2 separate regions of the Homo sapiens genome follow, and region 1 is linked to region 2. A link is an interaction called in ENCODE POLR2A ChIA-PET data of the cell type or tissue named here. Cell type or tissue: PC-9. All regions are shown on one strand.

Evidence for each region. ChIA-PET counts read pairs that join two places held together with the same protein. Peaks named below come from ENCODE experiments on the same cell type or tissue, not always from the same donor. Only the 100,000 strongest peaks of a DNase experiment are listed, where the experiment ranks them.
Region 1: POLR2A ChIA-PET joins it to region 2 with 12 read pairs; 2 of 35 experiments call an interaction of 5 or more read pairs at or near these places.

The regions. Positions count from the first base shown.
Region 1 is chr21:16,560,455-16,568,454 of GRCh38, forward strand. The region is part of intron 6 of MIR99AHG (mir-99a-let-7c cluster host gene); the gene reads left to right. Among named protein-coding and RNA genes, the nearest start is that of MIRLET7C, 25 kb to the left of the region's middle. RefSeq lists an enhancer at 3,182-3,736. In PC-9, no CTCF peak of the experiment used is centred here; DNase peaks (open chromatin) are centred at 2,867 and 3,517; H3K27ac peaks cover 1,903 bases.
Region 2 is chr21:16,856,056-16,864,055 of GRCh38, forward strand. No RefSeq gene overlaps it. Among named protein-coding and RNA genes, the nearest start is that of MIR125B2, 270 kb to the left of the region's middle. In PC-9, no CTCF peak of the experiment used is centred here; no DNase peak of the experiment used is centred here.

The sequences.
Region 1 (8,000 bases), 300 kb before region 2:
AAGGCAACAGATTTTTCTTCAGGATGCTCTTTTTGTGGAAAATTGTGGGTATAATACTTGATGGGTCAAACTGAACAAAGTGAACTATTTGATTTATGGTGTGAATATTATGAGAATTATTCTGTAGTTCATTTCTTCCCATCAATTCATGAAATCAATCTTTTAAGCTTATTTTGCAATCAAAATTCCTAAAAAAAAAACCTAAGGATCTTATCTTATAATAACATCACAATTCTTTCTATATTATTTTCATTCAATATACTGCATATCTAGATCCATTAAAGTAATTTTAAAAATTTCTTCTATTGATATGGCTACAGTCTATTTCAAATATTGGCACCTGAAGATAATTGTGAAGTCAGCAATGATTCAGCAAAACAGAATTTAAATAGTGCTGAAAGCATAAATAGTACCCAAGGAGATGTGGGTCTTTTCTAAAAAAATTTAAGATCTAGGATTTACCCATACTTAAATAAACTTTAAGTATTTATTTTTTAACTAATCTCCACTCAAAGCTCCTTCAAACGCTGTTTCCATGTTGTTTACAGTGTAAATGAATAGGATAATGAAAATAACTATTAAATAAAATAGAGGTTAAGTGACCTGCCTGCAGCCACAGAGTTAGTTCATGGCTATGCCAAGAATCAAACTTAGATTTTCTGGTTTGCCCATGTTCTTTTAACTGCTTTTTTTGATGAAGTCAAGGCTTTGAGATAACTGACCTCAATACATAGTTCAGTATCTCCGTTTGTCAGCACAAAATACACTTCATGCTATTGTGGTGTTTAGATAAAATATACAAAATATAAATGCTAATGAGATGCCCAATATGTGATGATGAATCGCAAAAAGCAATATAATGTGACAAATATTTATTAAATAGCTAATTCTGTCAATATAAATATTTCTGAGGAGAGTATTCTTTTCACCTTCAGAAAGCCGTATAATACCAACAATTTATGAGGGGTGAAACCAATCAATGGTAAAATACTTTCGGATTTTTAAAAACTAATTTAGTAATTGGCAATATATTCAGGAACATTATTAAGTTGGTTTTTTTGCATCACAAAGATTGAATTCTGCTATTTCTGTTGATAGAACATGTACTAAATGATAACACTGATTAATAAGGGTAAGTTAGGTAATTTTTAGAAGTGCGGTTCCAGGAAGAAAACTTCCTAAATGATGGAAGAAAAAAATAAGTTAACTTAGATATTTTTCTGTACAATTTAGAAACAGACGAACCACAGATTACAAAGCATGACTTCATGATCTCTGGAACAAGGCTATGACATGAGGAATTTAAGAAGCTCCCCTTACATACATTGTATCAGACTCTTGCCCCTCCCTCCAGGACCTTGTGCTGCCTGTTCCATTGCCTGAAATATTTATGTGACCCAAAGAAGACTGGGTCTTAGATGTTAGATTCTCCAAGAATCCTCCCCAGACTCCCGGTGTCTGTGGGAAGGATGGTCCAGTGCGCCCCTTAGAGTCTGTACTTTGTCAGCCTTTGTCACAATATAATCAGCACATCGAATGCTGTGGGCTGTTTACCTGGCGTCATTTCGCTGGAGAGACAACTTCCCAAGAACAGGAACTGAGTGTCCAGTGGTCTAGCTGTGTTTCACCCATAGTAAGTGATCAACTCTGATTGAATGAAGGGATACTCAAGTTAACTAGTCCCTGTGCAAGTCCCTATAGCGTAGAGTCACAGGCTCTCTTTTGAAGCTCTTTACTACACTTTATTTCACTCAGATGACAGGCAAGGAAACTGAGACTCAGGCAGGCTAAGAGATCACACACCATAAATGGCAGAGTGAGGAAATCAAGCCCATTCTCTTTCCTTGCTTATTCTTTCATTCAACACATTTATGCTGAGCATCCTCTATGTGTCAGACATTATGTCAAAGCTGAGAATCCAAAGATAAATAGGTTAAGATTTCCTGAAGCTCCCTGCCTAGTCAGAGATAGACTATAAACAGTAATTATAATTCAATATGATAAGGGCTTTGACAGAACCATGTACTCTGTGCTGTAGAATTTCTAAAGAAGGAATCAGTGTCTGTGCATATTAAATCGCTCCATTTTATTTTAATATTCTTTTAATACTCTTTTATGTCTGACTTTAGTATATAACTACCCTCATTTAGAAGAAGGTAGGCAAAGGCCTATTCAATTTAATGAAAGTTTAAATATTGCAATGTTATTTCTAAACTAATTAGTTTTCATGATTGTTCATATTGTACATTAATTTGAATATCAAACAGAAGTCTAATAGTTTTAAGTGGATTGCTTAGAAAAATTAGTATTGTCATTTATATAACTTGGAATCCAAAGAAGATTCTCTGAAGAGAATGATCATAAGCACATTACCAGAGTAGATGAGTGAAGAACTGGGGTAGGAGTACACTATGGCATGGAGATGGCTTAGGGTGAATCAGGAACTAGCAACACCCTTCGATAAAGCAGCTGTGTGCCTGAGTTTTGATCAGAAGTTCATCTGCTGTTGTTAAAGATCTTTTAAAGAATAACTGGATGAATAGTTATTTTACTTCTCATAGTTGCCTGGATTAATAGATTTATTTTACTTCTCATAGTTTTTAAATTATTCTTCAGACAAAAGAAAATAGCCATGGCAGATTATGGCATTTAATAATGGTAATTCAAAATATTTTATCAAATGAATTTAAAAAAAAGTAAATGTCAATAGGCAACATCAGTTTATTTCCATTTCTTAATAATCACCAAGCTATTCAAACCGAGAGCAATGAGAAGCTCATAAAAAACAAGCCATGAACCTACCAGGAAATTCGAGGGAGGGGATCTCCCTTTATCAATCTGTGTATCTCCAGTGCTAAGCACGATGGCTTATCTCATATGTGGTTGAAAGGCTTCAACCACAACAAGAAGACTCCCAACTGAAGACTTTTTTTTTTTTTTTTTTTTTTTTTTGGGATGGAGTCTCTGTCGCCTGGGCTGGAGTGCAGTGGCATGATCTCGGCTCACTGTAACCTCCAGCTCCCAGGTTCATGCGATTCTCCTGCCTCAGCCTCCCGAGTAGCTGGGATTACCATGCCCAGCTAATTTTTGTATTTTCAATAGAGACCGGGTTTGGCCATGCTGGCCAGACTGGTCTCTAACTCCTGACCTCAAGTGATCCACCCCCCTCGGCCTCCCAAAGTGCTGGGATTATAGGCATGAGCCAACACGCCCGGCCTAAAACTTCGTTCTTTAAAAATAAGTAAACAAACCAAAAATTGAATAGACATAAACCAAATAAGGATAAAAGAAAACTCTGCTTTAAAAGCCTAATTCCAAAAACCTATGAGCTGCAAGTCATCAGTGATTAAAAGCTAGGAGGCACACTGGATGTTTAAAAGTAGTACCTGTGCCCTTCTAAAGCAGCCAAACCAGTGAAAATGGGTAGAAGCCAATAAGGGGGCATTCACCCCTTTCAAGCATCTAAGGAATGCACATTCAACACATTCCAAGCACACCTCCCCCGCTGCAGGCTGCTCAGGCCAGTGGCCTTCCACCTCTAGCCACATTGCACAAAAATTAATAGGAAAACAAAAGAGATGCCTTTCTGGATTTGTCACATTGCTTCACACTGGTGCCCCTTTCTCTTGTAATCAGGATAAAGAAAGTCTCTGCCGGGCGGGGTGGCTCGCGCCTGTAATCCCAGCACTTGGGAGGCCAAGGCCGGTGGATCACCGGAGGCCAGGAGTTCAAGACCAGCCTGACCAACATGGCGAAACCCTGTCTCTACTGAAAACACAAAATTAACTGGGCGTGGTGGTGCATGCCTGTAATCCCAGCTACTCAGGAGGCTGGGGCAGGAGAATCACATGAACCTGGGAGCTGGAGGTTGCAGTGAGCAGAGATCACACCACTGTACTCCAGCTTGGGCAACAAGAGCAAAACTCCGTCTCAAAAAACAAACAAACAAACAAACAAAACATTGCAGCCCCATTGTGAAAAGCAGGAATGTGTGAACCCAAAAGTTCTGACAAAGGAAGTGGACGGGGCAGCAGGCATAGATGAGGTAGCCCGTGTAGAAAAACTCCAGAATTTGCTAGGTATTTTTTTTCTTCTGGTCACTATTTAGAATTCTTTGCTTAAACTCCCACTTCCAACTTATTGTATATATATTGTCAGCTCAAGAATGGAGAAGAAGGTGTTTAACTCTAGATTAGACTACCCAACCTGTGGTTTAGTAGGGTAAATAGAGTTCATAAACAAAAAGCCCTGTCCTTACCAGTGTTCATCAACCACCTGCTTGGACTAATTGTACTATGTCACTCGTTTTTACTATACAGATATCTGTGGATATCTCTCCAGAACTTCATGTATATGTAAGTGACTTGCTCCCAATTCTTTCACATTTTATCAATATCAGCTGTGTTTTGCTTAAAAAATGAGCCTTACCTAACTAAAATTTCTACTGTAATAAAGCAAGTTAATTGTAGTGAAATCTAATTATCTGTTTACTATGATTTCATTATAAATCTTGTGGGTTTTTTTTTCTTACATTGTCCTTATGTATTAGCACCTGTGGTAAGATATATTGATCACAGTTTCATCAGATAGGCATACTGCTTCAATATTGTTTGAAAAAAATCTTTATCTTTCAGCTTCATATTCTAGGAGGAACCAAATGTAACATTTACTTTTCATTTTGATTGCATATTAACTTGAGGTCATAATCTTGCTTTAACAATCCATCTCTTCTAATTATAGATATAGGAGGTATGGAAGTATGTGTTTGCCACAGAACAAACCCTGGATATATTTCCATCTTGCTTATAAAACTTGTCTTTATGTAAATGTTTAAATAAGATATTTTAGGATAAATGGTTTTTATCATTGCCTATTATGTCATTTTCTATTAAAAGTGAATTTTATACTTAATTGACTCTGATTCTTAAGGCATTAAATTCTAGTCCATTCTTCTTATGAGATAGGGTTAGTAAAATAAGTTAGTTTTATGGGATCAAAAGCTACAAACAGGCTGGGCATGCTGGCTCATACCTGTAATGCCTGCACTTTGGGAGACTAAGGCAGGAGGATCGCTTGAGGCTAGAAGTTTGAGACCAGCCAGTGCAATATAGCAAGACCCCTGTCTCTATAAAGAAAAAAAATCAAGTAAAAATATCTAGAAATATACTTTCCCCAAAATGTGTATATTTCCTTATGCCATTCTGCCAATTAAAAATTGTCAGTTCCTGGATGTTACTTGGATGGTGTTTTCCTAATACTAAAGCTACTTATTCTAGGCATTTGTGAGTTTTATCATTCTCAGGAAGAATAAATTAACTCAAGTGTCTTGCCTTTACTAATAATCTATAGAAGATATAATACATTACAAAACGAGATCTTCAAAGGCAATTTATCTATGTCTGTGGGTCAGCGGAGAGACATCAAGAGTTAGGAGGGAGTGTACCTGTAACATTCTGAATAAGATTTTGATGTTAAAACCAATGTGGCTTGTTAGTCCGATATGTCCCCTCTATGCCACTAAAGATGGTGCCTACTCCTTACCACTCATACTTGCCATATTCTTTACCCATTTTTACTTGACTTTGTACCCCAAAGTTCCTCTTGTGGGCTATGTGTGGAATGTGATGGCTTTTAAAAACATAAATTGGGGAACAAGTGTGAAAATAAATATATGGACAACATTTTAAATATTCTAAATATTATAATTTAAACATCAAAAGAGTTATTGTATATGTTCAAGATTGAAAGTTAAAAAGTGAATATAAAATTCTAAATAATAATAACTATTTCAACATGAACCTAAAACTGTGCCTGTTGAACAGTGCATAGAATATTAAATAGAATTAGTAAAGAGTTACTTGAGTAGTGAATTACATCCTGCATTGTCAGCCTATGATATCTATGTCCATATATTTTGTAGCCTAGATTCATAAAATGTATATTTTTTAAAATCTTAACACTTTTCATCAAATGGAATGATTTGTTTTTAATTTGATTATGGATCAATTTTTAATTTGATTCTAGAGCCTACTTAATCATTGCTTTAGGTTCTTAAATTTCTTTTATAGAACATAGGTGAGCAGATTTTTAGGGTTTCCTTTTAGATGGTTCTGAGGTTTCTGTCCATGTTCAATACTATGAGTTTATAACTTTACAATATTCTTTTGTCACTTGCCTAAAAGCAGGTTTGTTATTTTTCTTTTTCTCAAGGAAAGCTTTAGAGAGAGAATCTAGATCTTTTAAATTTGAAAGGCATTCATGATACCCAGTTACTTCCTCTAATGATTGACTACTGTTGTGAAACCTAATGTTAATATTTAAGAAGTGGAAAATTATGGATTGTATTGTAAAATAGTCAATTAAAAGAAAAGTATTTTTGTGTGTGGGAATCTAGCAACTTTCATCCCATAATCCTTAAATCAAGTTTAATGTATACTAAAAATATCAAGTTTTACTTTGAACTATTAAGATTAATACAAGACTCCCATGTTTTTTCAGATTTTCCCAATCTTCAATGTTCTAAGGGATTTACTCTGAGACTACTTAAACCTTAACATTTTTGATGTTCTCATTTACTCACTGGCTGTTAAAATCTCAAACCTTGTGCATCAATACTAGGAGCTCTTACTTAAAATGATTAATTGTAATGTTTTCAACAGTGAGCACTAATGTTTTTCCTTGGGGGAAAAAAAATCTTCCTTATATGTTTATGTGGTTCTCTTGCCTCTGTAGTTGACTTAGATTAATTTCTTTGCTAATTTTCTTGTTCAGTTGGATAAAAGAAAGCTTCGGGCTTTGTATTTCTTGAAAACCAAGAAAAGTAAGTATTACACATAAGAAAATATCCAATTTTACCACTTCTTCCCTTGGGCAGTTGACCCGTGTGCACATGTGCATGCATAGCAATCTTTTGCAATGAACTCAGTTTATATATGAGATCTGTTTTTCAGTATTGTAGAAAGATATCTAATCTATTTGAAAATACATTGTCAGCACCTAGTGTTCCAAAACATAGATTGAATTTAGTGTGGGAATACCGCATAGTATTGGAAGAAAAGTAATTAAAATCATTTAGAAATTGTTTTGAAGAATGCATTGCTGCAAGGTGTCATAGCCATATAAACATGACACCACCATCTTATGGAATGTACAGAAAAGGGGTGTCTCTTGTGCCAAATAAACATTCTTTAATTAACGCTTCACAATATGTAGTGTGAACTTTCCTAGTCTGTGTTTATCCCTCCTGGGGCTGCTACTTTTAATGCCTCAAAAACTGTTGCCTGTATATATTCTCTTTCTGCTGGATCTTGGGATGAAGAATTGATTACAGGTGCATTTTCTCCTTGAATCTGTCTAATAAGCTGAACTAAAACTACACTAATACAAGAAAGCAACAAGAAAGGTCTTCTTATGATGAATTAGTTGTGCTTATATACATATAAGAGTTAGTGAGGGCCACAAGAATAAACTGGCACAATAAACTATTTGTATTTGAACACTACTATTTGTATTTTAATATAATAATTACTTTGAATTCCATAATTAATATACCTATACGTGAAACGTTTTCCGCTCAGCAAAGTCATAGACTTTGGGGGGAAAATGTTATTTTATTTTATTGTGAGGGTTTGAATAGGCATTTTGCTATTCATTATCTATTTGCAGGGAAATGACAAGTTTTCAAAATGAAACAGTCTTTGTTACCTGTCTCTTTTGAAAGACTTACTCTCATGTTGTTTATTTAATTGTTTTGTTGGCATTAATCTTGCTTTTTTTTAAATAATGCATATTCCTTTTAATTATGTCTACTTATTTAAATAAAACTTTTAAATTGTGAATAGCTATGAATCACCATATCCATATAACTAGAATATGAAAATCTTAAAAAATTAATGTGCTGATAATTATAATATTCCTGTTTCTTGCATTTGTTTTACATTAATACACATTCTGAAAAAGAGGAAATGCTTATCTTGGGAGTGGCTTAAGTTGTTTTGGGC
Region 2 (8,000 bases):
TTATAATTTTTTGATGAGATTTGAGCATCTGTAAAAATGATCAACTCACCCAGTCTTTGCATCCTGGCTTCCTGCAGTGGAAGACCTACTCCAATCAGCCCAACTAGAGGAGCTAGGACCTCTTAAACTTTTTCCAATCTATTGCTCTTCCTGGCATCTGTCTGCAGAACTGCAACTGTAATATGCTGCACATCTCTGTCTTCAGCAGCTTCCAAACTCTGACACTGGTCCTGTCAGTGCTCCAAGTCATATAAGATAGAAATCAGTCTCTTTACCATCCTCCAGAAAAGCCAGAACATTGAGTGCAAGGTCTAGTCATTTGTTTCTAACCTGAGGGTCCAGCGCTAGTATGGGAGGTCTCCTCAGGGTTGCTTCCTACTGTGCCACATAAGAGAAAGGGCACAGGCACAAATTGTGCACCAAATGTGGTAGATCTTTCTTGTCCTTTTGCTGGGACCCGTTCTTGGTTTTATAATGGTCTGGGTATTGCAGATTTTCAACTGCTCTCTAGACTTCTCACTAAAGTATTCTGGTCCATATATTATGACTAACATAGTGTCTCTGTGAGGGAAGGAGTGTCTGCTACTTTCTAGTCATCATTTTACTGATTATCACCTCAAGCTTTTTTTTTTTTATACCAAATACTTGGTCAATAGGTTAACTCAATAGAAAATATATTTTAAAATGTTTTATATTCTTGTAACATGATATCACAAGTATCAAGTTTGGGAGAGGCTATAGTCAAAAACAGATCTCCAGTAAACATATGATGATTGAACACTAGTTAATGTTGATATTAGCCACCTGAGCTCTTTGCAATATTCTTACAGTGAGTAAAATGATCTCTTCAGTAAAGTTATGTAAATGTCTTTTCAGTAAGGAAATAGAAAAGTTAGAATATTTTTTTAAATCCTTCAGGAAAGTACCAATAAGAAACAACTGAGAGGCAAAAAGTGACAGAGTATGGGAACAGAAACTTGATAAAGAAAACATGTTATAATAGAATTTTCTAAATTGTATAAGGAAGCATGGAATAATAGAGAGCCTTATCAGTGAGTAATATTCAATAAATCATTAAGCCATTCTGAGACTTACCTCATCTGTAGAGGAAAATATAGATATCTATTGGTTGACTATATGACAGTTCTATGAGGTTCAAAGGAAAAATGTGTGAAAATATTTGATAAATTATCATACTCATTTTAATCACATGATCTCTGCACTTTCACTCTCTTCGTCTGTTAAATACAAAGTAGGCATTGAAATTCTCTGGTCTTCTCCCTGTCTTATCTTCCTCAAACTCGATTTGACAAAACCTTAAATCTGTAAAGAAGCCAGTGCTCCCTACTCACCTATTCTGTGGAAGAATTTTTCTGCTACTTACATGAAGCATTTAGTTTCAGATGTTCTAAAGGTCTTCAGGGAGCTTGTAGAGCTCAACATTTTTGCAATGCTAAGTCTGGGACTATTCACAAATGTCAATTTGAGTTTCGGAGGCATTTTAGACAGATTAGCTATAAGCACAGTTTGACATTATTTGATACAATGGAATCAATTACAATTAGCTCTTACAAGACTGACTCTACTCAGTGCTACATGCTACCACTGAGGAACATTGAGGAGCACAAAATATTTATATCAGGTGACATAACATGGAATAAGCATAAGTAAAGGAAGTGGAGTAAAAAGCTAATCATTGCTGAAACTATTCTTTATGACGGTCCCTAAGAGAAGTTCTTAAGCTAGGTATTTTTGCAACTACTTTATAATGTAGGCATTCTAATATCCATATCACTGTACATGAAACCAATACTAGAAAAGATAAAATAATTCATACAAAGTTTGTAAAAGTAGTTAATAGAAAACCAAAGACTTGAACCCGTGTATGTGTATCTTAATTATATTTATCTATATTTTAAAATGTAGATATGAATAGTTAAATTTTATAAATTGAATATTTCCCATTAAAAATAATTAGAAAGTTAGAGATAAAACAGATTTCAGACATGATAAAATTTATTCAAAAAAATAGTATCTTTGAAAATCACATTTAAAAGAGTTCTAATAACCATTTAACAACATTCAGTTGAATCGAATGTTAAGAAGAAAATACTTACTATTAAATATGAGAAACTGTGGTGTTTATCGGTAAGATCCACGAAGGAAGAAGTTTTAAAGAAAAATACTTTAACCGTGGAAAAAAAAAACTTTAATGTCTATTATCGAATAGGGGCCGTAATTACTTTTGCAAAATAAAAAAACAAACAAGACTAGCTATAGTGTAAATGTAATCTGTATGCTTTTTAATGAAACAATTAAGTAGGTTGCCCATTTACAATTAGCCTGATTTTCTCCTGTGTGGTATTATGTGTACTTAACAACAGGACCCAGTGGAAATTCACTCATTTAACAAAGTCTGCCTACATGGTTTCAAATATGGGCCTAACTTGAAAATTCAGTCATAATTAAATCTAAGGACTAAAACAAATCTGTATAAAAAGATTCTGCTAAATAAGGGAAAATTCAAGTCTAGGGCTACATTCTGAAAGATATTGAAGTAGAACCTCTGCAGCAAGACTAGGCTTGGAAAGTGCGGGGAGGAGGGAAAAGAAACAGATTAAACTTGATATGCAGTAAACATAAAGGAGCAATTTTGTTCAAAACACATAAATTTAGCAAGATCACCAGACTGCAAATAATTGTAATGGTTACAAACAAAAATATGTTTTTCATAGTTTTAGTGCAGAAAAATTAAATCCGTCTTTTTAGCTTGGATCATGAAATCCTAGCAACTTCATAAATGGTAGAATGATTTTAAAGGAAAGCTGTGTAGCTATGTATCACACACAGAACTAAATATGGATAAGCATCCCTTTTGTGTAGTTTTTGTTCATCCTGTGTAATTGTTTATTGTTTCTCTATCCCTCTCACATCCCTGGCTTTTGTTGTCCTTTTTATTCTTAATGAAATTTTAAGTACAAGTTCACAATAGAGGGCTATTTTGAAAATAATTGTTCTGTTAGCAAATGATCTCTTGTAAAAATATTTATTTTTGGCCGAGTGCGGTGGCTCACGCCCGTAATCCCAGCACTTTGGGAGGCTGAGGCGGGTGGATCATGAGGTTGGGAGATCGAGACCATCCTGATTAACACGGTGAAACCCCGTCTCTACTGAAAATACAAAAAATTAGCCGGGCGTCGTGGCGGGCACCTGTAACCCCAGCTACTTGGGAGGCTGAGGCAGGAGAATGGCGTGAACCCGAGAGGCGGAGCTTGCAGTGAGCCGAGATCGCACCACTGCACTCCAGCCTGGGGGACAGAGCACAAGACTCCCACTCAAAAAAAAAAAAAAAAAAAAATTATTTTTTAACCTTATGGTTGTGTAAAAAATGACTTTTTTTCAAACAACAAATCCTGATACCACTAGAGCATAAAAAGCAAACTTTTCAAATATAGAAGTATTCTCATTATTTGTTTTTCAATATAAAGAGGATAAGAAAATGTATAAAGTGATCTACTCCCATATGGCCTATAATGAAAACTTAGAATAAATAAAAATTAAATTGGGTAATAAAGGGCAGAAATGCACCATAAGTCAAGAAAAGGAAAAAATGTAAATAGGCTTTGTGAAATAAACCATATACAAATATCACTGAAAATTAATGATCCTTAGAAAGACTTAAGGGCTAGGTGCTGTGGCTCATGCCTGTAATCCCAGCACTTTGGGAGGCTGAGGCAGGCTGAATGTTTGAGCCTAGGAGTTTGAGACCAGCCTGGACAATATGGCGAACCCCGTCTCTACTAAAAATACAAAAAACTAGCTGGGAGTGGTGGCACACACCTGTAATCCTAGCTACTTGGGAAGTTGAGGTGAGAGGATAGCCTGAACCCGGGAAGTTGAGGTTGCAGTGAACCGGGATCATGCCACTGCACTCCCATCTAGGTGACAAGAGTGAGACCTTGGTCTTGTACCATATTTTTGCAATTGCAAATTGTGCTGCTATAAACATGTACGTCCAAGTATCTTTTTTGTTTAATGACGTATTTTCCTTTGGGAAGATACCTAGTAGTGGGATTGCTGGAGCAAATGGTGGATCTACTTTTAGTTCTTTAAGGAATCTCCATTCTGTTTTCCATAGTGGTTGTATTATACTAGTTTACATTCCCACCAACAGTGTAAAAGTGTTCCCTTTTCACCATATCCATGCTAACATCTACTTTTTTTTTTTAATTTTTCAGTTATGGCCATTCTTGTAGGAGTACGGTGTCGCATTGTGGTTTTGATTTGCATTTTCTTGATCATTAGTGATGTTGAGCACTTTTTCATATGTTTGTTGGCCATTTTTATATCTTCTTTTGAGAATTATCTATTCATGTTCTTAGCCCACTTTTTGATGGGACTGTTTTTTCTTGCTAATTTGTTTGAGTTCTTTGTAGATTCTGGATATATTAGTCCTTGGTCAGATGTATAGATTGTGAAGATTTTCTCCCACTCTGTGGGTTGTCTGTTAAATCTGCGGATTATTTCTTTTGCTGTGAAGAAACTTTTTAGTTTAATTAAGTCCCACCTATTTATCTTTGTTTTTGTTGCGTTTGCTTTTGGGTTCTTGGTCATGAAGTCCTTGCCTAAGCCAATGTCTGGAAGGGTTTTTTCCAATGTTATCTTCTAGAATTTTTAAAAAGATGACTAGACTGATGTCTCATACAACTAATTTTATTTTGATATTTTCTCATCAGCCAAGTTCAAAGTTCCATAGCTTTTTACATTTTCTACCCATTAATGAAGTTGCCATTTAGTTTCCTGGATTACCTGCTTTCCTTTTCTTTTTTTTTTTTTTTTTTAATGTCCACCCTTCTTCAAAACGTGGTTCAAAAGTTAACACCTCACAGAAAAATTTTCTTCTTATTGTCTTCTGACATTTATCACTCTTTTACTGCATCTCAGTCTGCAACTTACTCTGTTCGTGGATGTTGGTCAATAAGTTTCTATAAGTGTGTGTGTGTCTGTATAAGTATACATATGAATATGCATGTGAGTGTTTTTACGAGCTTTTCAGGGGACTATTTCTACCGTTTTACCCCTACCTCCTAGAATAGGGCTCTAACACAAAGGAAAAGCTAAATAAATGTTACTAAACCACTGACTGCAGTAACAATGATTTTAGTTATTAGGATAAAAACATAATTAGCACTTGTAGATCACATTAGGGCTTAACAAAAGCTTTCAGATATATCAGCTAATATGTTCATTATTTTATAATATATAGTTTAGTTTATCTGCTGACAATTAAAGTGTATAATAACAATGATTTGTATTTAGCTTTGAAGTGTGGGGATTTCTTTTGTATTTATGTATGAAGATATCCTGGGAATTAATAACATTGCAAACTAATAATGGATTCTTTAACTAACCAGCTGAGCAATCCCATTATGCTTCTCTGCTTCAGACAGTTCTACTATGTACACCATCTACCTCCATTCTGTTTTCTTATTTGAGTCAGATTTCTTTCCATCCTTGAGTAACAATAAAGATTTCAGTTTTAAAAAACTTGAACGAAAGCTATGCTGTAAATATCCACACTCCCTTCTCTTCTACTCCTCCTAGGCTTTAGGCAGTAGGCAGAAGCATCAATGGAGAAGATAAGAAAATCAACACATTTACCCAAGTCTCAATGGTGGCTATTGAAAGGCAATACTAATGTAGGCTTACCTGATAACAAAAGCTGGCATTTGATGAAGAAAAGATTAACAGATTGGGGTGCAGTTGGAGAAAATACTTTCTAAACTCAGCCTAAAGGCATTTCATGATTACTAATACATGTCATAGTATCCAGATCTTAAAGTAGTGTAACAATACCATTTTTAATGGTCCTTTGTTAAATGGGATAGAAAATTGTTTTTTAACAAATCTCTTTGTTTAACCCTAATTAAGAATAACAATAAATGTTTAAACCTTTCTCAAAAAGTATTGCTTAGAGAGAAAAAAGGAGCAGTGTTTATGTGTAGTTTAACAAATCACCTTAATAAATGTTATGTTGATGTACACAGACCCAGAGGCCAATCAGTAATGTTAGTTTAAAGTTGAATTCTTTATCATAAGAAAGTGAAAGAAATGTTGAGTCATGTCTCATCTCTTAACCCCACTCACTCTCAGAGAGTAGAGACAGTGGTTTTGAAAGAGGAAGACAGAACAGTGAATTTGGGTTCTCAGACGAAGAAAAGCTAACATATTTTAAAGAATGATAATATTTCACATTCACATTTTTCTTGAAGTTTTATTTTATTCTTGAATAGTTAATACATTCAAATGTTTTAAAATTCAGAATAATCTTACTATTTTATTTTCCAGTTTTTACACAAATGATAGAATACTATCTATATTTACACTGAACTATATTATTATTTAATAGCAAATCTGGGAGTTCTTCATATATCAGTATATAAAAATTTACCTTATTCTTTTATATGACTGAATATGTATACTCTATTGTCTGTGAAGGGGCTTTACATTATTTTCAGTTTTCTGACCCTTGCAAAACAGTTACTCACTGAATAGCTGGATATACTTATTATCTTGCCTATTAACACACTTAGGCATAACATAAAGTCTTAGAAGTGGAATTGTTGGGTCAAAAGCTATGCACCTTTTTAATTTTGGTAGATATTGACAAATTCCTCTTTTAAAGAATTATGCCAATTTAAACCTTCACAAATAATATGTGAACTGCTTGGAGTTTTGTTGTTGTTGTTATTACATCTTCGCCGACACAATGAATAATTAAGACGAGATCTTTGACAAACTTCTAGATGCAAGCAGTAAAATAGTATAATTTGTATTTATTAAATGACAAATGGTATTGAGAATGTTTTCATATTTACCAAGTTTCAAAGTTTGTAGAGTTGATTTCCTGCTTGCTCAGACCTGTAAAATGGAAAAGTTCTTCCTTAACACCTTATTGCCTTTCTGGACTTTAACTACTTGCTAACCTCCATCCTACTTTCATATAACTTCACTCTTACCACAACCCTCTTCCACCACACCAATCACTTCTGTCCTGATGAATTCCAGAGAGAGGGAAAACCGTTGACACAGAAGTTTCTAGACACAAAGTGCCTACTGAGTAGGGTGAGGAGGGGAACTTATAAAGACTAAAATATGGAACTCTGTGCAGCTACTCTGGACATATTGATGTTGGTATACACATATAATATAGCCTTCTGAAATATAATCTGTGTTTTATTGTGTTAAAGGTTTGGCATTCCTATATTCAGAGATGTCTTTTCCTGGTTTGTTGACTTTAAGTATTTTTTGGTTGTTGCTGTTTTTACCATGTAGAATTTCCTCATGTTTCTGATGTGGAAAGTATAAGAATATCAGCCAGAGAATCTTCTGTTATATAATAATCACTCTGATGATTTGTAGCAGAGTTTACTAAAGAACAAATGTTCACAGTATCAGGTTATGAGTAATAAAAGGCCTAGGTTTAGAATGGGCCTGCTTTCATTGTATTGCCGTAAATTATACTGTTTATGTGTAATATATCTGGTCAAGGTTATATTTATTTCTGAGCAATCTCTAATAGATATTCCAAATTACTGAAGAGTTGGCTCATTCTCCATTAATAAGATGTTATTGAGCAACCTGTCTTTAGAGAAACTTATTTATTTGCTTGATGTATGGATGATGCAACCAGTTCAAGTGGCAGAAAGAGTATATTAATACAAAATCATTACAACATATCACCTACTGATTTGTTAAGAGGTCCAAGTTTTCTTAAACTAAAAGGAAGTAATTCCTTGTGGTTTATCTTGCTTTTAGAGTCTGTTGTTGTCTGAGTTTAAGTCATCTATCACCATGTCCGTTTTAAAAGCAGAGGCTTTTAAAAGGTCTGATGATAAATGTCTAATATTGATATTTAGAATATAAAGCTAAGAATATAATATCCTTTGCCTAGCTCATTTTTTAATAATTGCACAATGCATGCATCCAAGTAAAACCTA